2 separate regions of the Homo sapiens genome follow, and region 2 is linked to region 1. Evidence: chromatin contacts called from ENCODE Hi-C or POLR2A ChIA-PET data. All regions are on one chromosome and are shown on one strand. Each heading gives the region's core, a stretch centred on a gene start or an enhancer-like site at or near the end of the contact. The rest is flanking DNA. Distances are from core to core; before and after follow the strand shown.

What was found. A loop is a pair of places that touch in the nucleus more often than their neighbours do. ChIA-PET counts read pairs that join two places held with the same protein, here RNA polymerase II (POLR2A). Pooled maps may share reads with other maps.
Region 2: a loop to region 1 is called in a pooled map, with 6 times the contacts of the local background. The contact joins the enhancer-like site here to the promoter of GTPBP8 in region 1. A Hi-C loop is called at or near these places in 2 of 168 maps with a recorded cell type or tissue (both naive thymus-derived CD4-positive, alpha-beta T cell), 9 of 37 single-sample maps with no recorded cell type and 13 of 50 pooled maps. POLR2A ChIA-PET finds 5 or more read pairs at or near these places in 1 of 52 experiments (OCI-LY7).

Annotation. Positions count from the first base shown.
Region 1 is chr3:112,988,324-112,992,352 of GRCh38, forward strand. GTPBP8 (GTP binding protein 8) reads left to right here and starts at 2,661. Exons shown (of 6, transcript NM_014170.4): 1 at 2,661-3,012. The coding sequence starts at 2,677. RefSeq lists enhancers at 2,203-2,830, 2,709-2,918.
Region 2 is chr3:112,113,825-112,118,189 of GRCh38, forward strand. It overlaps C3orf52 (chromosome 3 open reading frame 52), which reads left to right. Exons shown (of 6, transcript NM_024616.3): 6 at 2,818-4,365. The coding sequence ends at 2,822. Among named protein-coding and RNA genes, the nearest start is that of MIR567, 3.2 kb to the left of the region's middle. RefSeq lists enhancers at 1,012-1,271, 1,292-1,371, 1,382-1,431, 1,662-1,751, 2,308-2,367. Within about 2 kb of position 3,061, at least 3 of the 41 ENCODE cell types and tissues checked have a DNase peak (open chromatin) inside an H3K27ac peak, as active enhancers do; they include OCI-LY7, where a contact is called at or near this core.

The DNA of each region.
Region 1 (4,029 bases), core at 1,411-3,910:
GTATCAGGGTGGTGGCAGTGGATGTGCTAAAAAGTATCCAATTCAGGATATGTTTTCAAGGTAAAGCCAAGGGGATTGCTAACAACTTGGACTTGGGGTAACAGAAAAAGGAGTCCAGAATTTTCTCCCAAGATTTTCAGCTAAGTCAATTGGAGGAATGGAGGTGCCATTGTCTCTTACAGATTAGGAGACAATTAAAGGATATTAGAAATTCTGTTTTGGACCTAGGAAATGGGAGGCGCATATTAGACAGCAAGATTTTCTAATCTACAGTCCTTCTTTTCCCTACTTGGACTAAAACCCTATTCTGAATCTTAGCCCTGACCTAGTCCTGATCTAGCAGGCTAGATCCTGACTCCCAATCTACACTTATTGGCTAAGCTCCTACTCCACACACAAAAAGACCACCTCGAACCAAGATGCTGCCAACAACAACAGATTCACAGTACTATTGCCAGAACCCAGAAAGTCCTGTCACAACATCCTATCCACCAGACTTGATTCCCTTCAATACTAATTTTGTTTTTATTATTTTTTTAGGGACAGTCTCGTTTTGTTGCCCAGGCTCAAGCGATCCTCCTGCCTTGGCCTCCCAAAGTGCTAGGATTACAGGTGTGAGCCTCTTTTCCTGGGCTTTGATAATTCCCTGTAGACCAGATGATTTCCACTGCAGCCCTACAATGGGGTTATTATAAACTAATTCCTCCCAATTCTAGCCCTCACCTGTCTCACTAGTAGGTCTCACTGCTATGTATGTTTCATATTTGAACTTCTGCAAATTATGAGTTTAATCATGTTGAGGGAAAACATAGTGTATTATTAACTCTAAATCATCCTGAAGTTTTATATGCTTTGTTTACACAGATGCTTTTAAAAGATGAAGTGAAAGAGAAAAAAATATATAAATTGTCAAGTGGTTTTACTAGTCATACTTCTTTCCAGTAGACCGTTTGATCCTTCAAGCTTTGCATGACAAGACAATTTGTTGCAAAAACTGTCCTGTCAAATAATTCTAAAATGATTTGTCCTATCAGGTGAAATCCAAAATGATTTAGAATTCAGAAACATGAATGATTATTAAATGAATACTATAATGTCTATTAATCCCGGAACACCTCTAAAACCTTTCTAAGAATCGCCAAAACTCTTTTATGCTCTTATTTCCAAACCTGGGGTTCCAAGGTTTGAAAACAAAATGGCATGTATAAAAGCACTTTCAAAGTATATTACATACACAGCGTCAGGCCTCTGAGCCCAAGCTAAGCCATCATATCCCCAGTGACCTGCACGTATACATCCAGAAGGCCTGAAGATCCACAGAAGGGAAAACAGCTTAACTGATGACATTCCACCATTGTGATTTGTTTCTGCCCTATCCTAACTGATCAATGTTCTTTATAATCTCCCCCACCCTTAAGAAGTTTCTTTGTAATTCTCCCCACCCTTGAGAATGTACTTTGTGAGATCTACCCTCTGCCCCTAAAACATTGCTCTTAACTCCACCGCCTGTCCCAAAACCTATAAGAACTAATGATAATCCCACCACCTTTGCTGACTCTCTTTTGGGACTCAGCCCACCTGCACCCAGGTGAAATAAACAGCCTTGTTGCTCACACAAAGACTGTTTGGTGATCTCTTCACATGGATGAGTGAAACACACACTAATGAGAATCCCAAATTTCTGATGTATACAACAGAGTATTATACACACTTTTATACATGGAGGAGAGAGAATAGCGAACAGAAAGGCACCCCAAACCCTAATGCAAAGAGCAATAAAAAATTAGCCAGCCAGCAGCACATCAGGCTGCCGTATTGGCTGCCCTCAAAGTCGCAGGTTCTGTTCATTAATTTTTGTATCATATTTATTCAAGAATTGTACTGTTTAATTACTGAACAACCTGGGGAATAGCTCAAGAAACCATGAGTTACCCTTTCTGGGCTGCTGATGTTTTAGAAAACCTAGTTTTTTTAACATATGAATATTTTTCAGTTATTCATTTCATCATTATGATACCTGTATCTCCCATTTCAGTACTGATCGACTTTAGGGAGAAACTTTTGAAATAAGATGATATTACGAAACGTCCACGAAACAATTCTGTAACATCTGTGCAAAACTGTTTTTATAAGAAATCTCTAAAATTTAATGACATTTCCTGCACCTATAGTGAAGGCGGAAATACAAACAGTCCCTTCCACGAAAACGAGGTGCTATTACAATCACATTTCTCATCAGCCCTTTTCTTTTTTGCAAAAGTGTTTATCCTAGTGCTGCGGACTTACGACAAACGTCAACAGTTAATAAGATAACCAAAAACTGTGAAAATCAAACGTTCCTGGAATGCATCGGAGCTTCACACTTTAGTCCTTCGCTTGAGACTCAAAGGCCACATGGCCAGATAGGTCTTTCACCTCTGCAAACCGTTAAACATCCTTCCAGTAAGACATAATCGTTAAGCCCACGGTGTTAAAGAAACCCAGTGAGCTGTTCCCCGCAGGTCACCGCCTGCCTCCACCCTCCTCCCGCGCACTGAAGGCAAAACACTTAGACCGGAACGAGCGAGGCCAGAGGAGACAACAACTCCCAGCAGGCGTCGCGGCAGCGGGAAGTCACGCACGCGCAACCCAGGCCACAGGAGTAAAATCTCTCTGCCCGTCTTCTGGGAAGGGAGAATGGCGGCGCCCGGGCTGCGGCTGGGAGCGGGAAGACTCTTTGAAATGCCTGCGGTGCTAGAGCGACTGAGCCGCTATAATAGCACGTCCCAAGCTTTTGCTGAGGTGCTGCGGCTGCCGAAGCAGCAGCTGAGGAAGCTGCTGTACCCGCTGCAGGAAGTAGAGCGGTTCCTCGCCCCCTACGGGAGGCAAGACCTTCACCTGCGTATCTTTGACCCAAGCCCGGAGGACATAGCCAGGGCGGACAACATCTTCACGGCCACTGAACGGAACCGCATCGACTACGTCAGCTCCGCCGTCCGTATCGACCACGCCCCGGACCTTCCGCGGCCAGAGGTGAGAGGCGATTCTCACGGTTCACCTGCGCGCCGGCGTCACAGCGCTAACCGCTTCCCTGGCCGTCCGGCTCGCGGGTGATTTTGCGGTTGTATTTTCTAGCTTTATGTTGGCGCATATATTATTTTAACTCAATAGGCATATGTCGATGCTCCCTGTACGTGGGGATACCCGAGAAACCCATTGTTAAGTACAAAATGCAGTCAATACCCATAAACCCATGGTAAAGTCAAAAATCGTTAAGTCGACCCACTGTAAGCAGAGACTGCCTGTATACAGCTTAAATTATTTTGGAATGAATATAGAAGACTTCAAAATGCTTTAAAAGCTTTTCAAACCCAAATTAAGCATTCAAAAAATTAACTCTCCTTTTTTCTTCTATTTAACTTAAGTAGGGAAAACATGCCAGACAAATTAGACAGAATTTAGACAGTGAAGAATAGGAAACGAATAATAGTTTCACAAATGAGATGGTCCTTATCAATAAGTAACTTTCGCCTAATCTAAATTTCCTATCGTGCAAAAATAATAATCTCTAGATGGCAATAATGTGGAAAAATTTTTATAACAACGTTTATTAGTGAAATTTCATGAGTGAGCATTCTTGCATGTCCTACAATTTATTGATATTCTGTTCTAAGTCTGCTAAAAGGCATCTCAACTCTCCATATGTATTTACACTAAGTGCACCATTGCCCAGAGATATTTCGTCTAAATATATGTGGAACTATAGTCAGGATTCAAAGAGTACCTCAATTATTTAATGATTTTGAGACAGCCATTGCTTTTTTATTTAAGCTTCTAAATTACTGGACTTTTTTGTAATTCGTTTTTAAAATTCAGTTTTATCTACATATTAGCATTAGATTTGCTCTGGCAGAGCATTTAAAATTTTTGCAGGACTCAGATCAATTAATTTTGAAGAACTGACCAGAATTTTCCAGGATAGGATCCCTGGCCCCTGCCCACTAAATGTCCCCCAATTGTCTTGATAACCAAAAATGCCCTTAAAATCTC
Region 2 (4,365 bases), core at 1,811-4,310, 870 kb before region 1:
GGCCAAATGGCTTCAAGCCCTCAAAATATCCTTCCATTGCTTTGTAGTGAAGCTCTGGCCTTTGCTGCTGATCTCACTTTCTGATACCTCGCTCGGAGGCTTGTTTGCTCTTATTTAGCCCCTAATGCCAACAATCTTGAATATTTTATGTTCTCATCCACAGTCCATCAGAATCACTTTCTCCACATGAGTAGGTTCTCAGTAAATACTAGTTGAATGAATGAAAGGCAAATTAGAAGTAGTTGTGGTTGGCAGCAGGTGCATTAACGGTCTAGAATCAGAAGCATGGAACAGGGGGTTAAAAGCACAAGTGTTAGTGCATAGTACAAGACAAGGTGTTTATTATGATGATGACACTGTTTCTTGAGGATGAGAGGCAAGAGTAATGTTGGCCTAAGAAGGCAGAACGTTATGTAAAACAGTTCTTAAGAATGCCATTCAGAAGGCCAAATTTTAGCTCACTGGAAGTCTCATAAATGGAGATCTTCCTCACAGAGCATCCTGAATAAAGTGTGTCTGTGGGTCAGGCAGACACTATATGTGTGTGGAGTGAAGAGATTGTGCCCCAGTTACAGGAATTAAAAAAAAAAAAAAAAAAGCCAGGCGCGGTGGCTCACGCTTGTAATCCCAGCACTTTGGGAGGCCGAGGCAGTTGGATCACCTGAGGTCAGGAGTTCGAGACAAGCCTGGCCAACATGGTGAAACCCCATCTCTACTAAAAATACAAAAATTAGCCGGGCATGGTGGCAGGTGCTTATAATCCCAGCTACTCGGGAGACTGAGGCAGGAGAATCACTTGAACCTGGGAGGCAGAGGTTGCGGTGAGCCGAGATCGCATCATTGCACTCCAGCCTGGGTGACAAGAGTGAAACTCCATTTCAAAAGAAAAAAAAACCCAGAAACCTTCAGCCTCCTCCCATGTGAAGAGGCCTGCGATGCCTGTGGGGGCTGCTGCTGTGGTGTGGTTGGTCTTGATTTTCTTAGGCCCCTTGCAAAAATTGTTACTGGCTCTTTCCAAATGGAGGCCAGGGAGATGGGCAGAGGTCTGAGGAAAGGTTTAAGAGGCTTCCAAGGCTGAGAGGTTCAAATAGTACAGGATAAAGGGCAGGCTGCTTGTGAGACCTGAGGAGGGCTCCCAGAAGACCCTGAGCTTGGCCAAAGAGACTCAGCTGTTTCCCCAGGGCTTGGTGCTCCAGCAGGTGCTGGGAAGGCAGCTGTGAGTGGAACAAAGTCTCTGCTCTTCTGGAAATTGCATTCTTTCTCTCAGACATTTCTTCTGACGGGACATGCTGAGAAAATGTGGGGTTTTCTGTGACCCCATGTCCCACTTTCCAGAGCATGAATGTGCAATATTTGAGCCATTTTATGTTTTCAGAATGTGAGTGTCACTGCCCTCTCAAAGGGAAGGGTGCACAGAGAAGCAGTTGGGAAGTGAGGAAAGAAGAAGAGGGACTCATCGCAGGCATGCAGGCAGATGGGGGATGAGCTCAGAGGCAAACTCTAGAGAAAGGGAAAATGTGTCAGGGAGAGGCCCAGGGCCCTGGGAGGGACCAAGAGGGATGGAATGAGTTCTTACGCCAGTTTCTACGTGCTCATGAGCTGTGGGCTTGGGGGATTACCATCCCCGCCCTGTGATTACCCAGGCAACTAGTTTCCCACAATGGTAATGTTCTTAGTCTTCAAAGAGCAAAGATTCTTAAAATTGTTTGGTTTGTGTGCTCCTTAGAGAATTTGAAGACAGCTGTGTACCTTCTCCCCAGGAAAAAAAAATGTACCTACTTCTCCCCACAACACAAAATTGTACAGACAATTTCAGGGATTCCGAGTATTTCCCTGAGGCCAGCCTATGGTCCATTTGGGGTTTGTATATGTGCGCTTTAGAAGCAGAATCCAAAATTAGATTGTAATTTAGATTCCTGAGGGGTTTTGTGTGTGTTTGCTTCTCATTCTCTAATTTGGAAATACGGCGATTATTTTGACCTGACTGCATGCATATTTGGATGCCTTATAAAAATAAAAACTTAAAATATAATGATAAAGGAATTTTTTAAGTCCATCATCCCTCACCCTTCCCTATCTTTGGTCTTCTTCACCTCCTAGATGAGTGGGGCCCTGGGCTAGGAGGGGGAAGTCTGTTTTACAAAGGTCGAAGAATAGGTCAGCATCATGAGTTATTTTGGACACAGAGGAGGTACTTGGTACTGTTCTCACATGGGAAGGAGTCAGCTAGTAGACTGAGTAGGGAAAAAGGGCAAAACCAGGATTTTTGTGAGAGAGAAGAGGAAAAAGCCCCAGGTAGGGAGAATAGTGAATCTTGTCAGTCCTGTCAGTGGTGGCGAGGCTGGACTCCTGGTCTGTAGACCCCGGCGGGCTCCCCCTGTGTTGTGTCTGCTTGGGGCTTTGCATCTGCACCTGCTGTGCCCTAGGGTTCACACCATTTCTCTCATCAGAATTTCTCACAGTATATTTTACACGTTTTAAAAACGGAAATTTTAGAGTTTATGGTTAGATTATGAAAAGGGACTGGATGTTAAAATGTCCTTAGCACCCAAAAACCACATCATCAAAATTATTTCTCATGCATCCTACCCAAACAAATAAGCAAGAAACAATAAATGTCATTTGCCTTTTGAAATGTATTCAGAGCGGTGTGTGTGTGTTGGACTGAAGACTAAATTTCCTCTGTTAGGAATGTATAAACCTTGCAATTTTATCTAAGATTTTACACTAAAATTCAATGAAATGAAATGAAAACGTAAGCATTTAATAGTGGTTTTAAAAATCAGTAACTTTTGTTCATCTGTGTTTTCTTTTTAGAATGAAGTGATGGAGGCTGGTCTCTGTCTGAAAGCAGTGCTCTACCAAGTCCTGGAGATGAAGGGAATTCACTCTGTTTTGCAGAAAAGATTCTGTGGATTAATACAGAAGCACCAGCAACACCAGAGGGGTGGAGACTCCTTTCTCTCCCGATTCTACAGTCTGGCTCTAAGCCCAGTAAAACAGCTCCCGAGCACTGCTTCAGCTGGGTCCAGTCTTGACAAAGGCAGGAAGCCAGCTAGGGTGGGGGCGATAGGGTCAGCGGGTATGTCCCACTGTTGGAGGTCACTGGTATTCTGTTTGTTTTTGTTTTGTTTCGTTTTGTTTTTTGAGACAGGGTCTCGTTCTGTCGCTTAGCTGGAGTGCGGTGGCGTGATCATGGCACTGCTATTCTTGAAGCACTCCACCCACCTGGGCTACTTTTTCTTTAGTGCAGAGGTGCACTGTCTTCTTTTAGGTGGGATCGCGTAAGCATGAGCTGGTAGAGCACGGAGAGGCAGGCAGCCAGGTTACGAAGACTAAGCCAATTATTCACTGAAGTCATCCTCCTCCCCCCCACCATTCGATTTGATCTACCTCTAAGCCAGGCTGTGAAGAAAAGGAAGGCACTTTAGAAGACCTCAGCAGTGTGGTTCTGTGTCTACTTCCATGACCTGTACCTGAGTATCTTAGCCAGCCAGCCTTAGGAACACCACCAAGGTTACTTTGAAATCTATGTATATAGCTAGTTACAGACGGGAGCTATGTGTTTCTTCATTATTTTGCAGCTCCTCGTTGTTCCTGTGATTCCTGAACACCTTTTTGGAAATATGGGTCTCTGTGAGTTTTGAGCACACTACTATCACTTTGGATAGTCACTCCATTTATATTTTTATAAACTTCCATTAGAGAATCATTAAGGCTGTTTAATATCTGCTCTGGATATTACGCATTGGCTTTTTGTTGCCTAGTGCTACAAACCTTCCTGTGGGACTCAGTGTCTTCAGGCAATGATTGTGTATCCTGTTACAGATGGTTGTGATACAAGAAGAACCACTCTTCTTTGAAAATAAACTCTTGGAAGCTTTTGCCAGCTATTTGGGGGGTAGGAGGAATATTAGCAACTGTATTGGTTGTCTACAGATACAGAATTGCCTGTTGTGAGGGAACTGATTGTTTTGTTGGGAAAAGAAATTTACCAGGAGAAAGAGTTTTGTGCTGTATTGTGAGAGATCTCGCCTCTCAGTTAAATGAGCCCTGGGTTAAAGTCAGTGTGAAGGGCAGCTGTGTGCGGGCACGAGCCAGAGTGTCTGCCTCAGACTAGATTTGACTTGAGTTCTTTATGACCCAGGACTCTGGATAATGTGAATTTGCTTTCCTATTTAACTAGAAGATACATGTACTATAGATCATTGTCTCATTTTAGTGATTGTTCCTTAAACTAGTGAAACTAGTGGATTTCTCTTCTTCCTCTTTATTTTCTGCATGTTAAATGTGAACCTTAGTGTATTTGTATTTTGTAGAAAATAATGAAAAATTTTAATGGAGAATGATTTAAAAACATTTACA